2 separate regions of the Homo sapiens genome follow, and region 2 is linked to region 1. Evidence: chromatin loops called from intact Hi-C (ENCODE). Cell type or tissue: body of pancreas. All regions are shown on one strand. Links, peaks and the distances in the headings refer to the core of each region. The heading gives the core; the rest is flanking DNA. Region 1 has its middle 34 kb from the start of PTF1A. Region 2 overlaps C10orf67 (chromosome 10 open reading frame 67).

What was found. Peaks named below come from ENCODE experiments on the same cell type or tissue, not always from the same donor. Only the 100,000 strongest peaks of a DNase experiment are listed, where the experiment ranks them.
Region 2: a loop joins it to region 1, with 4 times the contacts of the local background. A loop is called at or near these places in 40 of 110 quality-filtered maps.

The regions. Positions count from the first base shown.
Region 1 is chr10:23,151,014-23,166,189 of GRCh38, reverse strand. No RefSeq gene overlaps it. Among named protein-coding and RNA genes, the nearest start is that of PTF1A, 34 kb to the left of the region's middle. RefSeq lists an enhancer at 8,716-8,905. In body of pancreas, for the core only: CTCF peaks have their summits at 7,624 (motif pointing left) and 8,058 (motif pointing left); DNase peaks (open chromatin) are centred at 7,619 and 7,979; H3K27ac peaks cover 983 bases.
Region 2 is chr10:23,286,671-23,301,846 of GRCh38, reverse strand. C10orf67 (chromosome 10 open reading frame 67) reads left to right here. Exons shown (of 16, transcript NM_001371909.1): 6 at 10,568-10,715; 7 at 11,889-11,947. Among named protein-coding and RNA genes, the nearest start is that of C10orf67-AS1, 50 kb to the left of the region's middle. In body of pancreas, for the core only: CTCF peaks have their summits at 7,027 (motif pointing left), 8,514 and 9,981; DNase peaks (open chromatin) are centred at 8,506 and 10,026.

The sequences.
Region 1 (15,176 bases), core at 3,387-11,386:
CAATCTCTCCTTCGTGGCCATTCTTCATTTTTTTAATTTTTAATTTTTTTACTTATTTTTAGAGGTGGAGTCTTGCTATGTTGCCCAGGTTGTTCTCAAACTTTTGGCTTCAAGTGACCCTCCCACCTCAGCCTCCCGGGTGGCTGGGATTCCAGATTCTTCCATGCCTGGCTCTCTTTGGCCATTCCCTACTCTCTAACACAGACTCTCAGTGATGGGTCCCGTGGAGGATGACAAATTTTACCCTTGTCCACAGGCATAGGGGCTTAGCAGGATTTGACCAGCCTGTTAGGCCAAGGCAAAAGAAAAATCAAGGGGATGGCGTGTGCCTTCTCTGTAAGAAATACATCTTGGGGGACAGAATGGATGTCACCATAGATGAAAAGAAAGACCTGTATTAATTTTCTGCAGCTTCTATAGCAAATTACCACAAATAAAACAGCACAAGTGTATTATGTTACAGGTTTTTTTGTTTGTTGGTTTTTTTGAGACAGAGTCTCACTCTGTCACCCAGGCTATAGTGCAGTGGTGCGATCTCGGCTCACTGCAACTTCTGCTTTCCATGTTCAAGTGATTCTCATGCCTCAGCCTCTAGAGCAAGTGGGATTACAGGTGTGCACCACCACGCCCAGCTAATTTTTGTATTTGGTAGAGATGGGATTTTGCCATGTTGGCCAGGCTGGCCTCAAACTCCTGAACTCAAGTGATCCACCCACCTCAGCCTTGCAAAGTGCTGGGATTACAGGCGTAAGCCTTGCACCTGGGGCCTTATGTTACAGTTTTGTAGGTTAAAAGTCTGACATGAAGGCTGGGATGCAGTGGCTCTGGCCTGTAATTGCAGCACTTTGGGAGGCCAAGGCAGGAGGATCACTTAAAGCCAGGACTTTAAGAGCAGCCTGGGCAACAACGTGAGACTCTGTCTCTACAAAAATAAATACATAAATAAACAAATAAAGGAAAATAAAAAATTATTAATTTTAGAAGTCTGACTTGGGTCTCAGTGGACTGTAACTGAGTGTTAGCAGGGCTGCCTTTCTATCTGGAGGCTCTAGGGGAGACCCATGTAGATCTGTTTCCTTGTCTTTCAGTTTCTAGAGGCCGCTCACATTCCTTGGCTTGTGGCCTCTTCCTCCATCTTCAAATCCCGGTAATACTGCATCCCTGGACTATCTCTCCCCCACTCACATCTCCTTCTTCCTCCCTTTTCCTCTTTTAAGAATGCTGTGATTTCTTAGCGCCCCCAGGATCACCCAGAATAATCTATTTTAAAGGCAGCTAACTAGCAACCTGAATTCCATCTGCAACCTTAATCTCCCTGCGCCTTGTCACCTAGCATAGTCACATGTTCCAGAGATTTGAGCGTGACCATATTTGGGGGCCATTATTCTCCCTGGCACAGACCTTGGGTAACGGGATGGTTAATTCATGTGCTGTGAGCTGCAAAAGAAAGAGAAGGCCAGGAGTGGAAGTAGGGGAGGACAGATTGAGCCTCCAGGGTATAAAAACAGCTTCCCCCACAACCCCACTTCTTCCTGGTGAGGCACAGAGCAAAAGAAGGTGAGCGAGCCCTGTAAATGATGCCGCTGCACATTGCAATCCCAGAAGCCACACCCTTGGGTTTCATGAAAAAGTTCCATGAACTTCCAGACATTTTCAGGCAACAGCTTGACTTGTTGCTGAGACACTGATATGCAGAGCGATTCTTCACGGTAGTGTATTTGAACCTTCTCTCCTTGCATCCCAGGAGAGACCTAGTCTGAATGTGGCCTCCAGGAGTGGAGGGACTAAAAACGCCAGAAGGAAGAACGAAAATGCTAGAAATCAGCCGTGTCCTAGCAGCTAAACTTGTGCCTTCTCTATACAGGTATCGGGCCTGAGCACATTACAGGCATTGCCTTAATCTTTGCAAAAGCAATCACTGTCTATTATTATCCTGATTTCGAAGTGAGGAAAAGAGAGACACCCTTGACCGTCACAGTCCTGCAGTCATGGTCAAACATGGAGGGCTGGAAAGGAGAGCTGGGCGCCTCTGGGTGTTTTGTCAGCCAATGGCTCTCTTTCTGAAGGAGGTTGCTTTTCTCTTTTTTTTTGAGATGGAGTCTCACTCTGTCACCCAGGCTGGAGTGCAGTGGTGTGATCTCAGCTCATTGCAACCTCTACCTCCCAGGTTCAAGAGATTCTCCTTCCTCAGCCTCCTAAGTAGCTGGGATTACAGGCACCTGCCTTCACACCCAGCTAATTTTTTGTATTTTTAGTAGAGATGGGGTTTCACCATGTTGGCCAGGCTGATCTTGAACTCCTGACCTCGGTGATCTGCCCACCTTCACCTCCCAAAGTGCTGGGATTACAGGTGTGAGCTGCCGAGCCCGGCCGGAGGTTGCATTTCTGTTGAATTTCCTCCACTTTTGCTCAGCAACACTAAGCGCATTTGGCTGTCGGCACACCCTCCCTGCCAGCCTGGCAAATGGAAGTGAGATGTCCTTACATTCCTAATTGAGCAGATTAAAAATGCCAGTTCCCAGGGGCTGATGGCAGAATTGCCCCCAATGCCACCTGGCCCCTTTGAGGCCCCAGTGATGCTGAAATGGGGCTGGGGGATCGGGGATGGCCAGGAGATTTAGCTCTCCTTTGTCCCCAAACTCTCTTGTTTGGGTGGGGCTGCATCTGTTGTGGGGGACGGCTGTCCTGTAATGAGGCCTGTGGCTTGGCTGTTTCAGCTCTCTGGCCTTGTTGGCACAGGACCAGCCTTTCTTGGGTGAGTGGGAGCCTCATGCCCTCTTTATGAAGGAGATTGGTCCAAATTCTTGAGATGGGCTCTCCAGACCTTTGTTCTGGGTCTTTATTTACAATTGTGGTTCTTATTGATCTCTCCTGGAATCCTCCACTACTAAGCTAAGGTGACTAACTGCTACCCACAGCAGTAGTTCAGTTTCTGCCATTTCCCATTTCAAATTATTTCATGTGTTTTGCCTCCCAGCTAAGTTTCTTTCCCTTTCCTTCCTTCCCTCCCTCCCTCCCTCCCTTCCTTCCTTCCTTCCTCTCTCTTTCTTTCTTTCCTTTTCTCTTTTTTTTTTTTTTTTGGATAGGGTCTCCCTCTGTCACCCATGCTGAAGTGCAGTGGTGTGATCATAGCTCACTGTAGTCTCAAACTCCTGAGCTCAAGTGACCCTCCCACTTTAGCCTCCCAAGTAGCTGGGACCACAGGTGCATGTGCCACCATGCCCTGCCATTTTTTTTTAATTTAATTTTTTGTAGAGACAGGGTTTCCCTGTGTTGCCTAGGCTGGTCTCAAACTCGACTTGTCAACTAGGTTTCTTGAAGGCAAGTACCATTCTCATCCTCTAATATACCTTCCTTCGGTCACCTCAGTGCTACAACCTACCAGGGACATAAATAATTGCTGGATGCAGGGGTGGGGTTGGCTGAATTATAGGAAAATTAAGTTGTTTACATTGATTTCCAATATATGTAGCTCTCTGGTAGAACTAATCAAAGCACCAGAAACTTCCGAGCAATACATATGAATCATAAAGCCATGCTTTATCAAAAATGCTTTTCCATTTCTAGATTTTATCCTTTAAAACATAAATTCATGTCAAAATTTTGTTTAGCTGCTGTGTCAGTAGATCTTTTATATCTTAAGAATTTGGTATGTTTTCTTCTTTCTGAAAATGAGAATTATTTAAATAATCCCATTGTCTTTCTGTCAGGTAGCTCAAAGGTAAAATCTAAACCTAGTCGGAGCAATAATTATACGTCACATTTTCCATTCTGTCCTCCTCAGGTTATTTTTGGTAAGGGATGGAGTGCAAATGGCAGAAGGTAAAACTGACGTTTTAGGAGGTGTTGAAAGCCAGAGATAAGGAAGCATGATTGGGAGGTGTTTAGAGATACTGTATCTGCTGCAATTTTGATTTCCTTCTCTTGAGGCTTGATTTCTGGCTCCCCCCAGCCTCATTTTCTTTTTTTGTTGGTGTGTCCTCGGGAACCCTGGCCATTTGTCACCAAGACATACCTACCCTGCCCCACGCTTCTAACCCCAAAAGCCCCAAACTAAAGAAATTTCTCACTCTAATCTCCACTGTCCCTGATGGGCACACTCCAGGGGCTGAAGTCACAGCCAGGGGACAGGGCATGGTGGCTCACACCTGTAATCTCAGCACTTTAGGAGGCCAAGGCAGGTGGATCACCTGAGGTCAGGAGTTTGAGACCAGCCTGGCCAACATGGTGAAACTCTGTTTCTACTAAAAATACAAAAATTAGCCAGGCGTTGTGGTACATGCCTGTAATCCCAGCTACTTGGGAATCTGAGGCACGAGAATCGCTTGAACCTGGGAGGCAGAGGTTGCAGTGAACCAAGATCGTGCCACTGCGCTCCAGCCTGGGTGACAGAGTCTCACTCAGTCTCAAAAAAAAAAAAAAAAAGTCACAGCCAGGCCTGAGAGCAGAAGCCCTGAGTCAAAAAATCTGAGGCCAGCTGGACTCTTCTGACACTGAATCCTTGGCAGTCACTGCGTTAAGATGTCAATTTTTCATGTTTATTTTTCCTAATAGTGAGTTTGGAGCTTTATTGACTCTCTAAAGCTCCTGACAGCCCCTGGAAGTTAAACTGCGAGAGAACAATCTTGAATTCAGTGACTTTAACTCTTTCAGCAGCTTGCCCTGAGCTTATGACATGCCAAAATCCTTCTGCAGCTCACTGGGGTCTGCTCAGCCATGTCTCTCCCATCCTGCTCTTGTGAAATGGAGTTTCGCTGACACCGCTGGCTCTTCCCTGGAGCTATGATACATTTCATCGGGTTGATTTGAGCCTGTTGTTCTAGCTGATGATGACTTTTCAACAGCTATATTGAGGTGTAATTAGCACATCATACAAATCACCTAGTTGAAGTGTAAATTTAATGACTTTGTATATTTAGTAGATTCGCAATATATTATATCCATCACCACAATCATGTTTAGAACATTTTTATTACCCTCAAAAGAAACCCCACACCTTGGCTGTCACCCCCAATCTCCTCATCCCCCCAGCTCCTGACAATCACTAATCTACTTTCCAGCTCTGTAGATTTGCCTCCTCTCGACATTTCATATAATGAGAATCATGCAGTGTGTGGTCCTATGTGACTGGCTTCTTTCACTAGCTTAATGTTTTCTAGGTTCACCCACACTGTGGATGTATCAGTACTTGATTCCTCCTTTTTTGCCAAATAATATTCCAGTCAGCAAGACCTCATTTCCCAGCAGTTAAATGTGGCTACATGACTAAGTTCTCCCCAAAGATGAGGCGTCAAGACAGTGAGTGTGCCTTCCCCATGTCTCTTTTGCCTTCCTGCTGGGTGCAGCCTGGACACAGTATGGCCCAGCCCCAGCCACACAGAGAAAAGGCCCTCAGGGATGGCAGAGCTCCACGATGGAAGATCTCAAGTCCCTGGATGACCACACGGAGCAGAGCTGCTCACTGACACAGAACACACACCCCAGACTATTACTTGAGTGAAAAACGCGTGCTTTTTGGTCTTTAAGCCATTATATTTGGAAGGGGTGTTCTCTTGTTCCAGTAGCTCAGCTTTTTGCCCTACCTAACACATTGAGGGAAGTAACATGTTACTCTAGTCAAGATTTTATTGGTTGTGAATTAATCAGCACACTTTGAGTATAGTCATTAAGCAGGTTGTGACCTGCATAACCATCCTGTCTCCATTCTCTGGTGTGGCTCTTTATGGTCTTACGGTTGTGTGCATAGGCTCTGGCATCAGGCTCCTGGGGTTCAAACCCCAGTCTCAGCTTCTACTACTCGTGTCCCTGGGCAAGTTACTTAATCCTCCTCATCCATCACCTTAGTTTTGCCAATTTAAAAATGTAGACACTTGTAGTGCCTATCCCCTGTTTCACAGCGCATTTCTGCAGATGAAATGAGTGAACACATCTAGTGCTTAGACCGAGACTGGCACCATGTAAATACCTGCTGTCTCTTAGTTCTTATTTATTATTTTACACCTTGTTCATAAAGATATCATTTATCCATAACATTGAATTACTCCTAGTGTGTGCATTGCATCCTGCTTGGTTCTGGGGCTAGGGAGAGTATTAAGACAAAATTCTTTTCTCAAGGAACTGACAGTTTAATAGGAAAGTCAGATTAAAAATAACTATGGAATTGAATTGGAGCTATAATATATTACAAAGTGTGTGCCACATAAGAGGAAAGATGTATTAGCCCCTCAGGTTGTGGGTAGAAAGGTAAGAGTGTCAAGAAAGAGGTTGGATTTTTTTTCTTTTTTTTTTTTTTTTTGAGACAGGGTCTCACTCTGTCACCCAGGCTGTAGTGCAGTGGCACGATCTCGGCTCACTGCAACCTCCACCTCCCAGGTTCAAGCGATTCTCCCACCTCAATCCCAGTTACCTCCCGAGTAACTGGGATTACAGGCACGCACCACCACGCCCAGCTAATTTTTGTATCTTCAGTAGAGACAGGGTTTCACCATGTTGGTCAGGCTGGTCTCGAACTCCTGGCCTCAGCCTGCAAAAGTGCTGGGAATACAGGCTTGAGCCACGGCGCCCAGCCAAGGATGGATATTTTAAGAACGTGGCTGAAATTCAGATACACCATTTTCCCAGCAGATCCTGGCCTTCAGAATGCCAATAATGGCAAATGCCAGTGGGCAAATGCTGTTGATCTGAACAGAGGGTCTCATAGGTCTGAAGCAGCACAGAACCAGGGAGGATGTGTTCGTCTAGAAACTTCCTAGCAGAGCTAACCCCCATCACAGCATAAGAAGAAACAGTCGGGCGCAGTGTCTCACGCCTGTAATCCCAGCACTTTGGGAGGCCGAGGTGGGCGAATCACAAGGTCAGGAGATCGAGACCAGCCTGGCTAACATGGTGAAACCCCGTCTCTACTAAAAATACAAAAAAATTAGCCGGGCGTGTTGGCAGGCGCCTGTGGTCCCAGCTACTCGTGGTCCCAGCTACTCGCAGTCCCAGCTACTCGGGAGGCTGAGGCAGGAGAATGGCGTGAACCCGGGAGGCGGAGCTTGCAGTGAGCCGAGATCGCGCCACTGCACTCCAGCCTGGGCGACAGAGCCAGACTCCGTCTCAAAAAAATAAATAAATAAATAAATAAAAATAAAAAATGAAAGAAGAAACAGTCACTGTCAAGGCTCCTTTGAAAGCAGATGCTTGAAATGTTCGTTGAAAATAGGAGAAAAGTGATCTGTTCAGTTGGGTAAGTTGTTTAGAATCCTAATTGGTTCTCGAATTCTCTCCCATCCCCTGGCAGGTCACTGTACTTGACCGGATTTTTTTCTCACTGTGTGTCCGCCGTTTCACTTTTTTTCCTAAGCCAAGATCTCTTTAATTATTCTATTCCCTATTAAGTGGGCAATTTTCACACTGTTAAAATACCTCGCCACAGCAGTATTATTTGTTTGTTCATAGTCTGTGGGCTAAGAAAATACGGAATGTGCATTTCTGGTGCTAGGATTACTTCTAATTTTTTAAGTGTCTCGGGTGGTGGGAGGGGAGGGAAGGGTGTTCAATGGGTTTGATTAAGCAGCTTCCCAAAGAGGAAAAGCAAAGCAGCAGTGAATGAAGGGTTCTAAAGCAGTCATTTGGCTCCCTCTGGTGGGCTCTTGCAGAACTCATCCCCCCCTCATAAACAATCCTGTCGCGCATCAACTCACTTATTTGGAAAATAGAAAAATGCAACGAAACAGTCTGTTAACACAAATCCTTGGCTAAATTCCAAGGATGAAGGAATTGACTGAGGACTTTAGGTCAATTTAGGCAGAGCTAAAGCAAAATTCAAGAGATACAATTGATTCAGTTCCACTCTATGCAAAATAGATATGGCATTTTAGCAATATTTGTATATTAATTTTGGTAGCTACCATTTTTCTTCCATAGTGCCTTAGTCTACAACACAAAGTCCATTCAATACATGTCAGGATCTTGCCTTCCCCCACCACCCCCCACAATTGCTCAAAAGACTTGTAAAGGTGAAGGTCGCCCTCTAATGGTTTGGATGAGTCACACATGTGAAATTTTTTGTCTTAGTTTAGACACCTCAAACAGAATCTACCGTTTAGAATTCGAGAACCCTCCTCCCACCGCTAATATTAGTTGCACATTTCTAGTTGGTTGATAAGGGATATTTAATAATTTTAAAACCACATTAAGTTAATGCATACTTTGCATTCCAACTCTGTGTGTGTGTGCGCGCGCGTGTGTGTGAAATTTCTAAACTACAGCTGGTCGGTGGGGTATGGATCACTGAGGTTTACCTGCCCTTGCTGTGGGAGGCGACAGGGGCTTTGCAGCTCAGCCCTGTCCTGACACAAGAATGCTGTGCCTCTCAGGTGTCTAGGGAGCCCACCCCCTGGACAACAGAAGCAAGTGTAGCAAGATCCCCCAAAGCTCCTGGGTGCTTATTTCCACCTGCGGGACCCTCTTCAGCCCCCAGGACTCTGCCCTCCCCGGTTGACCAGAGGACATTTCCTGCCTGCCTTTTTACGACGCTGCATAATTAATTACACGGGACCATCCGGTGCCTGGAGCTCACCGCTCATTATGATGACAGAGTCATGGGCCGTCAGGCAGGGGCATTTGTTTTTGGACGCACTTGGCTGCCCATAGTCCTTGACTCTAGTGTGCTTAGTGTGGCGGTGCAGTGAGGGCGTTCAGAGGCTGAGTTCTGCTGATTGCAGCAAGATGGACCATTCGCATCAGCTCAAGGTCATCTCGTGGGTGACCTCGCAAACCCAACCACCTGAGAGTTGGTCGCTCACGTTTAATGTAGTTCTTCCATTTTTAAAAATGTTTTGAAAGTACCTATCATGCACAAGGCCTTGTGCTGGACACTGCAGGAAGTTAAGATCAGTAAAAAGTCCCTAGTGGTAAGGAGTTTCCTTTCTAGTCTGGTAGAGAAGACAGGTTGTGCATTAAAGGCAAAATCCTTTGATCCACACAAAAGAAGTGCGCAGACCTGCACAGCACTGCTGTTTTGCTGTATTGAATTGTTCACAGGCCTGTGATTCCTAAATGAAAGATATTTTAATAGCTAGTTGGTTTCTTTCCCTTTCTTTCTCTCCCCTCATCCCTCCCTGCTTCCTTTCTATTTTTCTTCCTCCCTCTTTTCCTCCTTTCCTCTCTTTTTGTTTTTTCTCTTCCTTCCATCCTCCCTCCCTTCCTCTCTTCCTTCCTGTCTTCCTTATTTCCTTCCTTCCTGTCTTCCTTATTTCCTTCCTTCCTGTCTTCCTTAATTCCTTCCTTCCTGCCTCCCGCTCCTTCTCCCTTTCTTCCCTCCCTCTCTTTCCTTCTCCTTTCCTTTCTTTCCTTCTCCCTTCCTTTCTTTCCTTCTCCTTTCCTTTCTTTCCTCCCTTCTCCTTCCCTCCTTTTCCTTCTTCTTTCCTTCCTTCCATCCTCTCTCTCTTTCTTTTCAACAGGCACAGTGCCTGGCACGCTGTAAGCTTGTATTGACCAGAACAAATACATAGGAGGAAAATGGGGTTGGCTCTGGAGAAGGGCCGGCTCACACGTGCAGTGTGGGTGGAGGAAGTGGTGAAGGTGGGCGTCATCATCAGCACCGCACAGCCGAGTGATTGGGAATGCTCCTAATTAGGTCACAAAGGCCCCTCCAGATTTCTCTCGTTCCTACCCTCTGCGACTTTCCTGTTCCATGCAGTCTAGCCCAGCAGATGGATCGTTCTCATCTTGGTTTTTTTTTTTACATTGATTCCAGTTTGGTGCCGTTATGAATATGACGCTGCTATGACCTTTCTTGTTGTGTCTTGGTGCACATAGAGACAAATATTTGTGAGATATTTATCCAGAAGTAGGATGCATAGGTCCTAGGATCTGGGTACATTCAGCTTTGGTGGCTGGTACTTGTTCTGGTGGTCTATTGCTACCTAACAAATCACCCCAACATTCTGTGGTTTAAAACCACCACCATTTTATTACATCTATTCTGTGGGCTACAAATTCAGGCAGGCTCAGCTGAGCAGTTCCTCTCTCCCCTTGGCTCAGACTAAGATCATTTAAGTATTTGGCTATCAAGTGATCTGGAGGGTACCAGATGGCTTCACCCACACACCTGGTGCCTCAGCGGGGACAGCTGTGAGGCTGGGCTCAGCTGGAACTGCCGAGATCGTCCTCCATGAAGCCTCTCCAGCGTGGCCATCTCAGGATGGTGGGGCACCTTACAGCATAGCTGGCTCCCCCTGGAGCAAGTGTTCAAGAAGATGGAGGGGGAAGCCACAAGGCTGCTGCTGACCGAGCCTCAGAAGGCTTGCAGCGTCACCTCCGCCACGTTCTGCTTGTCACACAAGTCACCTAGGCCAGCTCAGATTCACAGGAATGAGAATTAGACTCTGCCTAATTCCAAATAGGAGAAGGAAAAAAGGATTTGTGGCAACCCTAATACTTCCCCAAGGTGGTCATGCCAATTTCCACACACGCCTGTAATTTATGGGACTGTGAGGGTGAGATTTTTTGTTTGTTTGTTTTTGTGAGACAGGGTCTCTCTCTGTCACCCAGGCTGGAGTGCAGTGGTGTGATTATAGCTCACTGCAGCCTCAATCTCCTGAGCTCAAGCAATCCTCCCATCTCTCAGCCTCCCAAGTAGCTGGGTCTACAGGTGCGCACCACCACACCCAGCAAATTCTGTGTATTTTTTGTAGAGATGGGGTTTCAACACATTGCTCAGGCTGGTCTCGAATTCAAGGGCTCAAACAATCTACTTGCTTTGCCCTCCCAAAGTGCTGCAATTACAGGCATGAGTCACCGTGCCTGGCTAGGGTGAGATTTGTAATAGGAACTTCTGTTGTAATGAACAAAGCCGTTTGCACGCCTCTGGAACCCCTGTCCTCTTTCCTTCCATCAGCTACAGAACAGACCTGCTTTCACTGCTTCTCAAGAATCTGCCTCAACCTCAACACGGTGAAACTTGAGGCGATTGAGTTACTTGGCTTAACTTCCTACCTCCTTGCCAACACATTCATCAGTTCCACATCCTCACCTCGTTCCTTCCCTCCCAGCTCAGGAGAATAAACCTCTGTTCCTCTCCAAGGCCAGTCCCTGACCCCGGCTTCAGCCTCCCCAAGCCCGACTCTGGCCCACCCACTCCCATCTTTCCTCAACCTTCAGTCTTTCCCCCTCTACTGCTTCTTTTCTCTCCAATGCAACCTTTAATGGGACTGTTTTAAAAAATTATCAAAAACTTAGACATATTCAGCTGTTTGCCCTTTTAATGTATTTTTAGCGATCAACTCTGAACTGTGAAGTTGATCTCAAATCCAACAGAGGGAAGGGCCCTAAGAGAAAAGAAGGGGGTGAGGGAGATATTTTAAGTAAAAAAAAAAGTATATAAAATATCTATTATATATATCATATTATATATAATATCTATCATATATCATATTATATATAATATCTATCATATATCATATATATAATATCTATCATATATCATATTATATATAATATCTATCATATATCATATTATATATAATATCTATCATATATTATATATAATATCTATCATATATTATATATAATATCTTATTTATTTTTTTATTTTTTTATTATTATACTTTAAGTTTTAGGGTACATGTGCACATTGTGCAGGTTAGTTACATACGTATACATGTGCCATGCTGGTGTGCTGCACCCACTAACTTGTCATCTAGCATTAGGTATATCTCCCAATGCTATCCCTCCCCCCTCCCCCCACCCCACAACAGTCCCCAGAGTGTGATGTTCACCTTCCTGTGTCCATGTGATCTCATTGTTCAATTCCCACCTATGAGTGAGAATATGCGGTGTTTGGTTTTTTGTTCTTGCGATAGTTTACTGAGAATGATGATTTCCAATTTCATCCATGTCCCTACAAAGGACATGAACTCATCATTTTTTATGGCTGCATAGTATTCCATGGTGTATATGTGCCACATTTTCTTAATCCAGTCTATCATTGTTGGACATTTGGGTTGGTTCCAAGTCTTTGCTATTGTGAATAATGCCGCAATAAACATACGTGTGCATGTGTCTTTATAGCAGCATGATTTATAGTCCTTTGGGTATATACCCAGTAATGGGATGGCTGGGTCAAATGGTATTTCTAGTTCTAGATCCCTGAGGAATCGCCACACTGACTTCCACAATGGTTGAACTAGTTTACAGTCCCACCAACAGTGTAAAAGTGTTCCTATTTCTCCACATCCTCTCCAGCACTTGTTGTTTCCTGACTTTTTAATGATTGCCATTCTAACTGGTGTGAGATGGTATCTCATTGTGGTTTTGATTTGCATTTCTCTGATGGCCAGTGATGGTGAGCATTTTTTCATGTGTTTTTTGGCTGCATAAATGTCTTCTTTTGAGAAGTGTCTGTTCATGTCCTTCGCCCACTTTTTGATGGGGTTGTTTGTTTTTTTCTTGTAAATTTGTTTGAGTTCTTTGTAGATTATGGATATTAGCCCTTTGTCAGATGAGTAGGTTGCGAAAATTTTCTCCCATTTTGTAGGTTGCCTGTTCACTCTGATGGTAGTTTCTTTTGCGTGCAGAAGCTCTTTAGTTTAGTTAGATCCCATTTGTCAATTTTGGCTTTGGTTGCCATTGCTTTTGGTGTTTTAGACATGAAGTCCTTGCCCATGCCTATGTCCTGAATGGTAATGCCTAGGTTTTCTTCTAGGGTTTTTATGGTTTTAGGCCTAACGTTTAAGTCTTTAATCCATCTTGAATTGATTTTTATATAAGGTGTAAGGAAGGGATCCAGTTTCAGCTTTCTACATATGGCTAGCCAGTTTTCCCAGCACCATTTGTTAAATAGGGAATCCTTTCCCCATTGCTTGTTTTTCTCAGGTTTGTCAAAGATCAGATAGTTGTAGATATGCGGTGTTATTTCTGAGGGCTCTGTTCTGTTCCATTGATCTATATCTCTGTTTTGGTACCAGTACCATGCTGTTTTGGTTACTGTAGCCTTGTAGTATAGTTTGAAGTCAGGTAGTGTGATGCCTCCAGCTTTGTTCTTTTGGCTTAGGATTGACTTGGCGATGCGGGCTCTTTTTTGGTTCCATATGAACTTTAAAGTAGTTTTTTCCAATTCTGTGAAGAAAGGCATTGGTAGCTTGATGGAGATGGCATTGAATCTGTAAATTACCTTGGGCAGTATGGCCATTTTCACGATATTGATTCTTCCTACCCATGAGCATGGAATGTTCTTCCATTTGTTTGTATCCTCTTTTATTTCCTTGAGCAGCGGTTTGTAGTTCTCCTTGAAGAGGTCCTTCACATCCCTTGTAAGTTGGATTCCTAGGTATTTTATTCTCTTTGAAGCAATTGTGAATGGGAGTTCACTCATGATTTGGCTCTCTGTTTGTCTGTTGTTGGTGTATAGGAATGCTTGTGATTTTTGCACATTGATTTTGTATCCTGAGACTTTGCTGAAGTTGCTTATCAGCTTAAGGAGATTTTGGGCTGAGACGATGGGGTTTTCTAGATATACAATCATGTCATATCTATCATATATAGATATATCTATATATGATATATATAGCAATAGATATATATAGATATATATAATATATGATTCTATCATATATTATATTTTATATATCTATCATATATTATATTTTATATATCTATCATATATTATGTTATATATAATATCTATCATATATTATGTTATATATAATATCTATCATATATTATATTATAAATATCTATCATATACTATATTATATAATATCCATCATATACTATATTATATATAATATCTATCATATATTATATTATATAATATCTATCATATACTATATTATATATAATATCTATCATATACTATATTATATATAATATCTATCATATACTATATTATATATAATATCTATCATATATTACATATAATATCTATCATATATTACATATAATATCTATCATATATTACATATAATATCTATCATATATTACATATAATATCTATCATATATTATATATAATATCTAGCATATCTTATATATAATATCTAGCATATATTACATATCATATTATATATAATATCTAAGTGTATGTGTATATATATGGGTTTTTTTTTACAACCTATTTTCTTTTTTTTTTTCTTTTTGAGTTTAAGACTGAGTCTTGCTCTGTCACCCAGGCTGGAGTGCAGTGGTGCAATCTCAGCTCACTGCAACCTCTGCCTCCCGGGTTCAAGAAATTCTTGTGCCTCAGCCTCCCAAGAAGCTGGGATTACAGGCGCATGCCACCACACCTGGCTAATTTTTGTATTTTTAGTAGAGACAGGGTTTTGCCATGTTACCTAGTCTTGTCTTGAACTCCTGGCTTCAAGCAATCTACCCACCTCAGCCTCCCAAAGTGCTGGGATTACAGGCATGAGCCACCACACCCAGCCTACAACCAATTTTCTTCCAAAGGGTCTTGAAAAAGGGAAACTTTTTTAAAAAGTTTATCAAAATATGAGTCCTAGTACTTTTTGTTATTGTAACCATAAAGAAAAGGGCTGCCAGTGATGAACAAGTCTAGTGGTTTACAGGTTTTTAGAACACATTCCTAGATATTCTAACATTAGTGAGATAGGATCAAGAAGAATCTCCAGAAATCTTGTTGGCTGTATTCCTACATTTGGATAATCTTCTGGAAACCCAGGTGATTTATCCTCAATGGAAAACTGTATTTATTGCTTCTGGGGAAATGTATTTGTTGTTCATCTCAGTGACAAAAAATCCAGGAGTCATTCCAAAATGAAACAGAATAAGCAAAAGAAATGGGAGAGAGTCTCATGGAAAATGAAGCCCTCCAGCTCAAGTTCTCGTCCATCCAGGCTGCTGGCAGTGCCCAGCCACAGGAAACTCCTTAATGTCTGCACCTGCTGTTGGGCTGGGCCAAGGCCGAGCAGGCACCAAGGTTAGGTGTGCCCCAACCGGCTCTAGGCAAGATGACAAATCGTGTGAACAGCAAAAAGATGCGCGGGTCAGAAAGGGTTACGTGCTGCCAGGCAACTTGCACCTCCTAACCATGCCCACCCTCCATCACCCCCTGAAGACTCTCTGACAGACAATTAGAGCTTTTGATTTAGTGGTGGCCACAGTAATGGATCAGGTCCCTAAAGGAAAATGATGACAGGCTCTCCTGGTGGACAAGCTTCTGTTTCTCAGCAG
Region 2 (15,176 bases), core at 3,219-11,218, 140 kb before region 1:
GTTACTGGGTTCCACGGTTCTCTTCCATGGCCCATGGCTTCTAATAGAGCTATAACACTCACTGCATGGCCCAAGATTCCATTCCTTGGAATCCATGAGGCCAAGAACCCCAGGTCAGAGAACACGAGGATTGTCACCATCTTGGAAGAGGCCCACCACCACCGCATGGCCCAAGATTCCATTCCTTGGAATCTGTGAGGCCAAGAACCCCAGATCAGAGAACACGAGGCTTGCCACCATCTTGGAAGTGGCCTGCTGCCATTTTGGAAGTGGCCCACCACCATCTTGGGAGCTCTGGGTGCAAGGACCCCCCAGTAACATTTTGGTGACCCACATGGGACCTCCAAAGCGATGAGTAATATTGGGACCACTTTCGCTTGCTATTCTGTCCTATCCTTAGAATTGGAGGAAAATACCGGGCACCTGTCGGACAGTTAAAAACGATTAGCGTGACCACCGGACTTAAGACTCAGGTGTGAGGCTGTCTGGGGAAGGGCTTTCTAACAACCCCCAACACTTCTGGGTTGGGGATATTGGTCTGCCTGGAGCCAGCTTCCACTTTCAATTTTCTTGGGGAAGCCGAGGGCCGACTAGAGGCAGAAACCTGTCATCCCAAACTCCTGGCAGTAGCCGGTTGAGATCATGGCACAGCCAGAAGTTTCTACTCAACAGTCGCCCATGCGTGCACCCCTACCTTTCCTTCTGACCCATATTCCCCGATTATGCCCCCTCCAAGCAGTGGGAGGAGGAGAATTTGGCCCAGCTAGAGTGCATGTACCTTTTTCTTTCTCAGACTTAAAGCAAATTAAAATAGACCTAGGTAAATTCTCAGATAACCCTGATGGCTATATTGATGTTTTACAAGGGTTAGGACAATCCTTTGATCTGACATGGACAGATACAATGTTACTGCTAAATCAGACACTAACCCCAAATGAGAGAAGTGCCGTCATAACTGCAGCCTGAGAGTTTGGTGATCTCTGGTATCTCAGTCAGTTCAATGATAGGATGACAACAGAGGAAAAAGAATGATTCCCCACAGGCCAGCAGGCAATTCCCAGTGTAGACCCTCACTGGGACACAGAATCAGAACATGGAGATTGGTGCTGCAGACATTTGCTAACTTGCGTGCTAGAAGGACTAAGGGAAACTAGGAGGAAGCCTATGAATTATTCAATGATGTCCACTACAACACAGGGAAAGGAAGAAAATCCTACTGCCTTTCTGGAGAGACTAAGAGAGGCATTGAGGAAGCATACCTCTCTATCACCTGACTCTGTTGAAGTCCAACTGATCTTAAAGGATAAATAAGTTTATTACTCAGTCAGCTGCAGACATTAGAAAAAAACTTCAAAAGTCCACCTTAGGCCCGGAGAAAAACTTAGAAACTCTATTGAACTTGGCAACCTCGGTTTTTTATAATAGAGATCAGGAGGAGCAGGCGGAATGGGACAAACGGGATAAAAAAAGGCCACCGCTTTAGTCATGGCCCTCAGGCAAGCGGACTTTGGAGGCTCTGGAAAAGGGAAAAGCTGGGAAAATCGAATGCCTAATAGGGCTTGCTTCCAGTGCGGTCTATAAGGACACTTTAAAAAAGATTGTCCAAGTACAAGTAAGCCACCCTCTCATCCATGCCCCTTATGTCAAGGGAATCACTGGAAGGCCCGCTGCCCCAGGGGACAAAGATCCTCTGAGTCAGAAGCCACTAGCCGGATGATCGAGCAGCAGGACTGAGGGTGCCTGGGGCAAGCACCAGCCCATGCCATCACCCTCACAGAGCCCCAGATATGCTTGACCATTGAAGGCCAGGAGGTTAACTGTCTCCTGGACACTGGCACAGACTTCTCAGTAATTTTTTTTTTTTTTTTTGAGACAGAGTCTCGCTCTGTCACCCAGGCTGGAGTGCAGTGGCGCGATCTTGGCTCACTGCAAGCTCCACATCCTGGGTTCGCGCCATTCTCCTGCCTCAGCCTCCTGAGTAGCTGGGACTACAGGCGCCCGCCACCACACCCGGCTAATTTTTTGTATGTTTTAGTAGAGACAGGGTTTCACCGTGTTAGCCAGGATGGTCTTGATCTCTTGACCTCATGATTCGCCCGCCTCAGCCTCCCAAAGTGCTGGGATTACAGGCATGAGCCACTGCACCCGCCCCCTTCTCAGTCTTACTCTCCTGTCGTGGACAATTGTCCTCCAGATCTGTCACTATCCAAGGGGTCCTAGGACAGCCAGTCACTAGATACTTCTCCCAGCCACTAAGTTGTGACTGGGGAACTTTACTCTTTTCACATGCTTTTCTAATTATGCCTGAAAGCCCCACTTCCTTCTTAGGGAGAGACATTCTAGCAAAAGCAGGGGCCATTATACACCTGAACATAGGAGAAGGAACACCCCATTTGTTGTCCCCTGCTTGAGGAAGGAACTAATCCTGAAGTCTGGGCAACAGAAGGACAATATGGACGAGCAAAGAATGCCTGTCCTGTTCAAGTTAAACTAAAGGATTACGCCTCCTTTTCCTACCAAAGGCAGTACCCCCTTAGACCCAAGGTCCAACAAGGACTCCAAAAGATTAAGGACCTAAAAGCCCAAGGCCTAGTAAAACCATGCAATAGCCCCTGCAATACTCCAATTTTAGGAGTACAGAAACCCAACAGACAGTGGAGGTTAGTGGAAGATCTCAGGATTATCAATGAGTCTGTTGTTCCTCTATACCCAGCTATACCTAACCCTTCTACTCTGCTTTCCCAAATACCAGAGGAAGCAGAGTGGTTTACAGTCCTGGACCTTAAGGATACCTTTTTCTGCATCCTTGTACATCCTGACTCTCAATTCTTGTTTGCCTTTGAAGATCCTTCAAACCCAATGTCTCAACTCACCTGGACTGTTTTACCCCAAGGGTTCAGGAATAGCCCCCATCTATTTGGCCAGGCACCCAAGACTATTAGCCCAAGACTTGAGCCAGTTCTCATACCTGGACACTGTTGTCCTTCGGTACATGGATGATTTACTTTTAGCCGCCCATTCAGAAACCTTGTGTCATCAAGCCACCCAGGTGCTCTTAAATTTCCTTGCTACCTGTGGCTACAAGGTTTCCAAACCAAAAGCTCAGCTCTGCTCACAGCAGGTTAAATACTTAGGGCTAAAATTATCCAAAGGCACCAGGACCCTCAGTGAGGAATGTATCCAGGCTATATTGGCTTATCCTTATCCCAAAACCCTGAAGCAACTAAGAGCGTTCCTTGGCATAACAGGAACTGCCGAATATGGATTCCCAGGTACGGCGAAATAGCCAGACCATTATATACACTAATTAAGGAAACTCAGAAAGCCAATACCCATTTAGTAAGATGGACACCTGAAGCAGAAGTGGCTTTCCAGGCCCTAAAGAAAGCCCTAACCCAAGCCCCAGTGTTAAGCTTGCCAATGGGGCAAGACTTTTCTTTATATGTCACAGAAAAAACAGGAATAGCTCTAGGAGTCCTCACACAGGTCTGAGGGATGAGCTTGCAACCTGTGGCATACCTGAGTAAGGAAATTGATGTAGTGGCAAAGGGTTGGCCTCATTGTTTTTATTTTTTTGTTTGTTTGTTTTTTTGAGACAGAGTCTCACTCTGTCGCCCAGGCTGGAGTGCAGTGGTGCCATCTCGGCTCACTGCAAGCTCCGCCTCCCAGGTTCATGCCATCCTCCTGCCTCAGCCTCCCGAGTAGCTGGGACTACAGGTGCACACCACCACGCCTGGCTGATTTTTTGTATTTTTAGTGGAGATGGGGTTTCACCGTGTTCGCCAGGATGGTCTCGATCTCCTGACCTTGTGATCCGCCCACCTCAGCTTCCCAAAGTGCTAGGATTATAGGCGTGAGCCAACATGCCCGGCCGGGTTGGCCTCATTGTTTACGGGTAGTGGTGGCAGTAGCAGTCTTAGTATCTGAAGCAGTTAAAATAATACAGGGAAGAGATCTTACTGTGTGGATATCTTACGATGTGAATGGCTTACTCACTGCTAAAGGAGACTTGTGCCTGTCAGACAACTGTTTACTTAAATATCAGGCTCTATTACTTGAAGGGCCAGTGCTGCGACTGCGCACTTGTGCAACTCTTAACCCAGCCACATTTCTTCCAGACAAAGAAGAAAAGATAGAACATAACTGTCAACAAGTAATTGCTCAAACCTATGCCGCTCAGGGGGACCTTTTAGAGGTTCCCTTGACTGATCCCAACCTCAACTTGTATACTAATGGAAGTTCCTTTGTAGAAAAAGGACTTCGAAAAGCGGGGTATGCAGTTGTCAGTGATAATGGAGTACTTGAAAGTAATCCCCTCACTCCAGGAACTAGTGCTCAGCTGGTAAAACTAATAGCCCTCACTCGGGCACTAGAATTAAGAGAAGGAAAAAGGGTGAATATATATACAGAGTAGTATGCTTACCTAGTCCTCCATGCCCATGCAGCAATATGGAGAGAAAGGGAATTCCTAACTTCCGAGGGAACACCTATCAAACATCAGGAAGCCATTAGGGAAATATTATTGGCTGTACAGAAACCTAAAGAGGTGGCAGTCTTAGACTGGTGGGGTCATCAGAAAGGAAAGGAAAGGAAAGGAAAGGAAAGGAAAGGAAAGGGAAATAGAAAGGAACCACCAAGAAGATATTGAAGCCAAAACAGCCACAAGGAAGGACCCTCCATTAGAAATGCTTATAGAAGGGGACCTCTAGTATGGGGTAATCCCCTCCAGGAAAGCAAGCCCCAGTACTCAGAAGAAGAAATAGAATGGGGAACCTCACGAGGACATAGTTGCCTTCCCTCAGGATGGCTAGCCATGGAAGAAGGAAAAATACTTTTGCCTGCAGCTAACCAATGGAAATTACTTAAAACCCTTCACCAAACCTTTCACTTAGGCATTAATAGCACCCATCAGGTGGCCAAATTATTATTTACTGGACCAGGCCTTTTCAAAACTATCAAGCAGATAGTCAAGGCCTGTAAAGTGTGCCAAAGAAATAATCCCCTGCACTGCAGGCCATACATTTCAATCCCTGTATCTTTAACCTCCTTGTTAAGTTTGTCTCTTCCAGAATCAAAGCTGTAAAACTACAAATCATTCTTCAAATGGTGCCCCAGATGCAGTCTGTGACTAAGATCTACCACAGACCCCTGGACCAGCCTGCTAGCCCATGCTCCGATGTTAATGACATCAAAGTCACCCCTCCCGAGGAAATCTCAACTGCACGACCCCTAGTACACCCCAATTCAGCAGGAAGCAATTAGAGCGGTCATCAGCCAACCTCCCCAACAGCACTTGGGTTTTCCTGTTGAGAGGGGCACTGAGAGACAGGACTAGCTGGATTTCCTAGGCCGACTAAGAATCCCTAAGCCTAGCTGGGAAGGTGACCGCTTCCACCTTTAAACACAGGGCTTGCAACTTAGCTCACACCAGACCAATCAGATAGTAAGGAGAGCTCACTGAAATGCTAATTAGGCAAAAACAGGAGGTAAAGAAATAGCCAATCATCTGTTGCCTAAGAGCACAGTGGGAGGGACAATGATCGGGATATAAACCCAGGCATTCGAGCTGGCAATGGCTACCCTCTTTGGGTCCCTTCCTTTTGTATGGGAGCCCTGTTTCCACTCTATTTAACTCTATTAAATCTTGCAACTGCAAAAAAAAAAAAGTACACATAGAAATATCGACACATGCATACAGGAAAATCTGAAAAGTTATATGTCAAAATGTTAACACTAGGAAGAAACACTTATGGGTTGCTCATGCCTTTGAATACAATTTATGGTTTATCTAAATCCCTCACTAGTACTCTTATTTAAAACTTCAACGTTATAAGAGATAATGAATCAAACACAAACCATTCTAAAGGATCGTATTTAAACTGGTTTAAATGTTTGCTTTAGGTGTTTACTTTGTTAATCTATTAGAAATCTTTATATCTAGAAAAAATTGAGCACCTTCTAAGCAATACAGCATTGTGTCAATAGCATAGATCTAATAAAATTGAATATTAATTTTTGTATATATCTTGGACTAGGAAGCACATTCAATTTTTGCATTTGCCTTTGAAAAACCTTTTCTTGGGTTTACATTTACTTTTACTTTTTGAAGAAAACAATTTAATAGAAAAGACTAAAAACTGTAATAGTTTGCTTTTAATCCTGCCTTGGCCAAAGACATCCAGTGTAGATGTGGCAAGGCAATTTTGATCCATTTATTTCCCATTTGTGAAATGCAACATGATACCCGCCTGGCTAAACTAGAGAGTTATGATAAGAACACCTGCTGTATTGAATGTAAATTGCTTCAAGTTCTTTGAAGAAATATTCATGTATCAATTCAGGTATTATAAGGAAATGCACAAATCCTTATGGCCATCCGTTTATGTTCCATAAAATGTACCAAACAGACCTCTGGACTGTTGAGAACACCCCAATTGGGTAAGACAGCTCCCTATACTCTTGAAATATTTACACCTCTAACTTTTCTCTTCAGCTGGTTACCTGGCCCAGCTGGACATTCTGGGGAAAGCGTGAGGATGGGCTGTGGCTTTGTGAAAAGGAGAGCAGGTGGGAGCCACACCGGCTCATATGTAAGCAGGCTGTTCTCTGGCTTTCAGTGGCATCCAGAATACTCTGGTTATTCCAATGTAGTTAGTCCCCAAAGAGCACATTAGAATTTCTGTAAACACTCTTAATATTTGAGGAAGGTGAGGTGATTCTGATTAACGGGGTGTATGGATTTCTCCTGGAGACCCCGACAAAGCATACGTGTCTGCTCTCCCCTCCTGACTGCTCTGCTCTCCCCTCCTGACTGAGGGTGATGGAAAGCATACGTGTCACCATTTCAAGAACACAGACATGAATGCCACAAAGGCAGGTCATAGCTTATATCAAATAAAATGAAACACACTTTTTTCCTACATTCTCTAAGAACAAACTTTCCTAAAACCTTAAGTTCTAGATGATCTTTTTTATTTGAAATTTCATCTGATTCAACTGCCCCCTCTAGTGGTATTTTAAAAACCCCTGGGACACCAAGTCTCAAATTAGATTGGGAACACGGGATTTGGAAAAACAATTAAAAATTTCAAAGTAGCAGTGGAAGTAAGTTGAAAAAAAAAGTGAAATAAACAAGTTTTATTTAGTTTATCTACAGTTATCTAGTTTACTCTTACTGATTATCAAATTACTTCAATAGCTTTATAATTAATAAGTAGTTGTAATTTCTCATCTCCAGATGGGAACATCCTGAATGTCGAATTTTCCCAAGAGCAACTTCATTCAAGGGATGAAATGTTCAGGTTTTATTCGGTGGGAAATCAATGTGACTCAGCTGCATACCATTGTAGCCATCAGGTTTCCATGCTGTCCGTTGGCTAATCCTCTTGAGAATTTATAAAGGAGGTTAGCCTTTATGTCTCTGTAATTGTGTGTGTGTGTTTCTGTGTGTGTGTGTGTTTCTGTGTGTGTGTGTGTGTGCCTGTGCATGTGTTTTAATTTCAATTGGAGCTGGCATTTTGAATAGACTTTTTATTTTTCTTATCCCAACACTGATGAGCCCTGCAACCATCACCCACCTACCTTCCATTGCGAGCATATCTGCTTGTTGCTGACAGCTCTGAAACAGAGCTGTCATTCAAGAGTGGCAGCTCTGCAGGGTTGCACTGCCCAGAGTGCCACTTTCCTGGTTGTCACTCATTGGGAAAGCACCTGCTCTTCTCTGTGACTGTCATGAGGCATGGGCTTGCATCAGAACTCTGCTCCTCCCCAGAAAATTGAGATGTCCAATTCAATGGAGCCTGTGGAGGGGAAACTGCTGAGAAGGCACAGAAAGTGCTCTGAAGCAGGACTTCTCAGACTTTACTGCTCACATGCATCACCTGCAGATCTCGTTAGATGCAGACTCTGACACAGTAGCTCTGGGTTGGGCCTGAGGGGCTGCATTTCTAATCAGTTCCCAGGTGATGCTGAGGCTCCTGGTCCATGGACCGCATTTGAGGAGCAAAGCTCCCAAGTACACCTGTTTTCAAAAATGATTCTTTCGAGATTCAATTTGGGATTCAGTTTGTAATTCTATGCATCTTGTGAATATTCACAAAAGATATAGCACATATGCCACCACCTGAAGCCCTAGTTTTTATAATATGAAAGAAAAACTTGAGATTGGTAAGTTTCTTTACAATTTTGAAATTCCAGAATGATCATGGATTGCACACAGTCTCTCTTATAGTGTGGTTTAAACGGCTACATCCAGTTAACTGCCTTTAATGATCTCCATCCTTCTTAACCTCATTTTATTAAGGCAGTTTATTTTTTAAAAGTCTCCTGGTTTAAGCAAACACAAACTAGCAGTGTGGGCAGATGGCAGAAGGAACACCACCACAAAACCTGCCACTCAGAGTGTAACAGAGCACCGTAGCAGCTCAGAACGATCCCTTTGTTCATTTTGCTAATGAGTGTCCTCATTGCTGTGGGCGTCTGAATAGTTAATTACTTGCAGTTCCCACAGCTGACAGATGGTGGGGACAGAGCTAAGGGTTAACCTTGGAAGAACAGGGGTTGTGGTTTGATATGTGGAGGACAAACCCCCGTATTTAATGTGTTTTCCTTGCGTCCTGCTTTCATACAAAGAGATTCTTAGAACCCGTAGTTAGGTATTAGCTGCTACCATTTGTAAATTTTACACTTCATCTGATGAATTCAAATAGTTCTTCTTTAGTTTATGAGAATCGGGTGCTCATGTAATCCTCTGTGGATGTTCATATTCTGCCACTGTTAGGAAAAGTATGCTTAAGCCTATTAAGGCCAGTATTGTTTGTTTATTTCTTTCCACACACACACACACACAAAACCTTTTAGTCTATAAATGCATTCTGTGATGGTCTCAAATTGAACAATGTGGGACAAGAAATTAATGACGGATTCTTCGTTTATTAAGAAAACAGTGTTGTTTATTAACTACTTACTAGGTTTGTTAGTTCTCATTAGTTAAGATGAATTGGGCTCAAATAATTTAAGTGAAATGGTGAATCAAAGTCATGAAGATTTGTAATTGAGCTTAGTGCAAAATTTAAGAACATATTTTAAATATTACTAACTCTTACACACACACACACACACATATATATACCATACGTAATTTCATTAGTAAGTCACTTGTTTTAAAGGACTTATTAATGTACTACAAAAAATTTAAATCACTTCTTTTTCTTTAAAACTGTTACAGGGGAAAATATTTTAATAGTTTACTTCCACATATCCTTAACCTTAAATGAAAGTGTAGTTCCAAAGGGAAATCAGTCGAGAGAAATTATTTTGTTTTTGAGGGAAGATTTTATTTTTAGTTATTGCCATCATGGAATTACTGTAAAAAGAATAAGTTATAATTCACCTGTGATGACCTTAAGATCAAAAGTATTTTTAATGTCTATAGTAATTTTGAACAAGGCATGTAGAATCTTCTATCTCCTTTGGCATAATAATATTTTGAGATTGCATAATCTGTTTAATATCATACCACAATAAAGTATAAAGTTCTGCACCAGCTTCCCCAATCCATTAGAGCTTAATTTTTTTTTTTTTAATGCATGGCAATAAAATCTAGACAGCCATAAGGGAGGATATTCAGATGTTTTCAATAGCTTTGAAACAGACAAGAAGAAGAAGGCAAAAAAAAAAAAAAAAAAAAGAGTAGCTGTCCCAATAAGCGCGTCTATTGCGTAAGAAAAAGCTCTCCCATAATGGACATGGCAAGATTTAAACAAAAGACGCACATAATAAAAATGTAAATGAGTTTGCTTTACTAAAACTATAACTTTAAAGTCTTTTGTTGTAAGTTATCCTGAAACCTTCTTACAAGGTAATCACTGTTTGCATAGAGATTTAAACCAAAGTCTTCAATAGCATTAAACGCCTGCACAGACCCCGTGTGACAAGCATGCAAAGCCATGTTAATGTTCAGAATATGAATTGCCTCTGGGTGGCTCCTCCACCAAGCAGAAAACCAACTGTGTGGATATCCGTGTGCCTGATGGACTCCATGCGGCTCCCAGCCTGAAAACGTCACCACTTTGACATGTGATGTGCTCCTCATGACACTGGCAGCACTGACACTGGGAAATGCCACAAAGGCAACAAGCCCCCCTCCTTAGCCATGCACTCTGCCACCCCCTGGCGCTGCCCGTCCTGGTCCCCCCAGCCTGCCTAGTTACAGGCGGACAGCACTTCAGACACACACAGAGGGAAGTGTGGGTGGAGGGGCCCCAGCTGCCTCCCCGGACACAGCCTCCATAATGAATTGACCTGAATGATGAGGGCACACAAACAGTATGATATGCATTATTCCTGTCAATAAAATGTCCCCATGTGTTGAGGTCTTTGTACAGAATGTACTGGAGCCTTTCTTCCAGCAAGCTCTATTTAGGCTCCTTCCTTTTTACTATTCTTATAAGTGTGTAATAGAATTCAGAAAATTATATGATAGCTTTTCTGTATCTGTATTGTCCTTGTCTTGCATATTTAAATCCTTGGCTCCCTGCTTAGGAATATGGCATTCTCCATCTTTTAGGAATCTTTTGCCAAAGAAACCAGCTCTCCAAAATCAAACCTAGAAAAGGAAAATTTGGAGTACAAAGTGGAAAATGAGAGGCTGCTTCAGATCATTTCAGAGCTTGAAGAAGAAATCCAGATCAATCTAAAAGAAAATTCAGGATTAGGTAACATTTTGAAATCACTTTTGAGAAAAATCTGTATATTGGTCACTTTGTAAAGCTCATAACTATGTTTGTCTTTTCCAAACATACATTCGTTTGGTTATTTACATTTGAAAGATGAATTTCATAGCCATCTTTGCTTTTTATTAAAGATAGCACTTCTTGCTTGGGACAGAGGATGTGTTTGTAGTTGTACCCCTGAGCCATGTCACGTTAATTCAGGGTGTTGTTTCAAGACAGACATTGGCCTTTGCAAAAATTTGCTAATCAATGCTCCATTTCACTTAGAAATATTATAGCCAGATAGAAACTTTTGCTGATTTGTTTCAGATGCTTAACTGATTATCTAAACTTGATAACATTTAAAAACTTAAGAATACATATAGGGATATGCTTTGTAGGGAAAACAGAGTTAGCCCTTCAGGAAAATATGCTAGTACTTACTAGTTACTTCAATTTTTGATGCAAAGCTTAAATACACAATTTCATTTGTATACTTAATACCTCTTTTCTTTCATACCACAAACATTGGTGAAAGTTGTGTTTAAATCACCGAAGTTGTTAGAACATGTGGAAAAGAGAAAAAAATAATCACCAAGGTGAGATTGCTCTAACGTATTTTTTCATTTAACTGTGATCCGAGTGATTATGTTAATTACATGATGTTGTCCTTAATCTGCAGTATTCAAAGCAATGAGCAGGCAATACAATGAATTATAGCAAAATATCAGTAAAATGAGATATATTATATTAATATTATCCCTTGGATGTAAAATTCTACCATGCCAGTATAGTCTCATTCTCTTCTGCTGTGGCATAGCAAGGCTTTTTAGTTTTGGGTCGTTCTTATTAAGTCATAAACTGCCACCTGCTAAAGCTCTTTGTATTGGCTGTGACCAACAGCAAAAATGTCCGTCGCTAGTATTGATGAAAAGCTTTCAGCCCTCAGCCACACTTGGATCTTGAACTTACTTCTTAATCCCTATCTGACCGGCCATCTGAACAGCAGGAAGAAGGCTGCGAATGTCAAGGGCAGTTGTGAAGGTCACAGTCCTGCTAGGCCTTGTGTCCACTATGCCTGCTAGTGCCCCACAGCCTGCCCTGAAGCAGGCCGTTTAAATACAGGGGCATAAGCATGTAATTTCATGGTTGGCCTCTCTCTCCTTTTGTTTACAGAAGATGAACTTATAAGTATGAAAGAGATGGCAGAAAAGGATCACAAAACTATTCAAAAGGTACTATAACGTTTTACGTTGATAAATGACTCTTTTAAATGGAACTATAGGCGCAATTGGCCAAATAACACTGTGTCCAGAGTGTCTTATGACATAGAGGAAAGTTGATTCACATATTTAATCTCTCCCCACTATTTGGGAAGGGTGACTAGAAGCAAATAAGGACTCCACCTTGAAAACTCACGGATGTATAGATACTTCTTTTGTTTGGGATCACTGACCATCTGCCTTGTTGATTTTAAGGCACCGAATAGTTACATGACACAGAGAAGTCTGAAGATGAGCTTGCAGTTAAGGAAAAAGTTATATTAAAAATGAACAGTCTTATTTTCAGATCAGATGTTAGTTGATGTTCATGAATGAGCTGGGCTTATGTTATCTGGTAAATATTTAGAGCAGGGAATTCTTTTGGTAGAATAAAAATCAAGATTTCCAAGGTGGGGCGCAGTGGTTCACACCTGTAATCCTAGCAGCTTTGCAGGCCAAGGTTGGAGAATCTTCTGAGCTCAGAAGTTCAAGGCCAGACTGGAAAACATAGTGAGACCCCTTCTTTATAAAAATTAAAAAAATTAGCCGAGTGTGGTGGCACATATCTGTAGTCCCAGCTACTCGGGATGCTGAAGTAGGAGGATTGTTTAAGCTCAGAAGTTCGGGGCTGCAGTGAACTAGAATTGCACCACTGCACTTCAGCCTAGACAACAGAGTGAGACCCTGTCTGAAACACACATACACACACACCACCAACCCCCACAACAACAAGATTTCTTAGCTCATTGAATTGAATGCAGTAGGATCTCAGCAATTCCTGCTCTCCCTGCACACGTGGGGCTTCCCTACTCTGTTCTCATTTATCCGCAAACTTCCCTATTGTGGCTCTCAGTTACCATTCTGTTATGGTCTATCTTCCCTGCCCTACTGGAGGCTCCATGAGGGTGGAAACTGCGCTATCTGGTCTCTTAGTGGGGAGCACGATGCCTGAGGCACTGAAAAATACTCCAAGAGATGAATAGAATAGGAATGCATTTACAGTTCATACAGTTTACAGATAAACAAGCAGATTCACATCCCCAAGTTATTCCAAATAAACATAAATATCTTCCAGTAACTGAACCGAGTATCCATTTTTAAGTTAAAATGGATTAAAATCAGACAAAATTAAGAATTCAGTTTCACAGTTGCACTAGCCACATTTGAAGAGCTTAGCCACCACATGTGCCTAAGTTTAGGTTCAGATTTCAGCCAGGCCTGATATTGCCATTCAAGATATTCTTTTTTTAATTTTTAAAAATGTTTTGTCTTTTATTTCTTCTAAAAAAATGGGATACATGTGCAGAATGTGCAGGTTTGTTACATAGGTATATATGTGCCATGGTGGTTTGTTGCACCTATTGACCCATCCTCTAAGTTCTCTCTGCTCACCCCCCAGCCCCCCAACAGGCCCTGGTGTGTGTTGTTCCCCAATCTGTGTCCATGTATTCTCAATGTTCAACTCCTACTTATGAGTGAGAACATGCGGTGTTTGGTTTTCTGTTCCTGTGTTAGTTTGCTGAGGATGATGGCTTCCAGCTTCATCCATATCCCTGCAAAGGACATGATCTCATTCCTTTTTATGGCTGCATAGTATTCCATGGTGTATATGTACCACATTTTCTTTATCCAGTCTATCACTGATGGGCATTTGGGTTGGTTTCATGTCTTTGCTATTGTAAATAATGCTGCAGTAAACATATGTGTGCATGTCTCTTTATAGTAAAATGATTTACATTCCTTTGAGTATATACACATTGATGGGATTGCTGGTTCAAATGGTATTTCTGGTTCTAGATCCTTGAGGAATACTCCATACTGTCTTCCACAATGGTTGAACTAATTTGCATTCCCACTAACGTGTAAAAGTGTTCCTATTTCTCTGCAGCCTCACCAGCATCTATTGTTTCCTGACTTTTTAATAATCGCCATTCTGACTGGTGTGACATGGTATCTCATTGTGGTTTTGATTTGCATTTCTCTGATGATCAGTGATGTTGAGCTTTTTTTCACGTTTGTTGGCCACGTAAATGTCTTCTTTTGAGAAGTGTCTGTTCATATCCTTTGCCCACTTTTTGATGGGGTTGTTTGTTTTTTTCTTGTAAATTTGATTAAGTTCCTTGTAGATTCTGGATATTAGACCTTTGTCAGATGGGTAGATTGCAAAGATTTTCTCATTCTGTAGGTTGCCTGTTCACTCTGATGATAGTTTCTTTTGTGCAGAAGCTCTTTAGTTTAATCAGATCCCATTCGTCAATTTTGGCTTTTGTTGCAATTGCTTTTGGTGTTTTTGTCATGAAGTGTTTGCCCACACCTATGTCCTGAATGGTATTGCCTAGGTTTTCTCCTAGGTTTTTATGGTTTTGGGTTTTACATTTAAGTCTTTAATTCATCTTGAGTTAATTTTTGTATAAGGTGTAAGGAAAGGGTCCAGTTTCAGTTTTCTGCATATGGCTAGCCAGTTTTCCCAGCACCATTTACTGGATAGGAGATCCTTTCCCCATTGCTTGTTTTTGTCAGGTTTGTTGAAGATCAGATGGTTGTAGATGTGTGGTGTTATTTCTGAGGTCTCTGTTCTGCTCCATTGGTCTATATGTCTGTTTTGGTACCAGTACCATGCTGTTTTGGTTACTGTAACCTTGTAGTATAGTTTGAAGTTAGGTAGTGTGATGCCTCCAACTTTGTTCTTTTTGCTTAGGATTGTCTTGGCTGTACAGGGTCTTCTTTGATTCCATATGAAATTTAAAATAGTTTTTACTAATTCTGTGAAGAATGTCAATGGTAGTTTGATGGAAATAGCATTGAATCTATAAATTACTTTGGGCAATATGGCCATTTTCATGATATTGATTCTTCCTATCCATAAGGATGGAATGTTTTTTCATTTGTTTGTGTCCTCTCTTATTTCCTCATTCAAGATATTCTCAGATTTTAGATAAAACTACTTTTAAGAAGTATTTTTCAAAGAAATGGTTACCCTGATTGGTCAGAGGTGGGAGATGTTTCCCTGATAACTGAATCCCTCACAGATTTTCACAAGGGGAGTTCATTTTCTTAGGCTTCACCCTATTTGCAGTGACAATAATGTAAATTCCATTTAACCTTCTTGGCATCAACCTCTAAGGTCAGAAATGAAATCTCAGCCTTCTAGTTTCACTTAATAACCAACCAGGGAACCATCACCAGTTTTTCCATTCCTCCC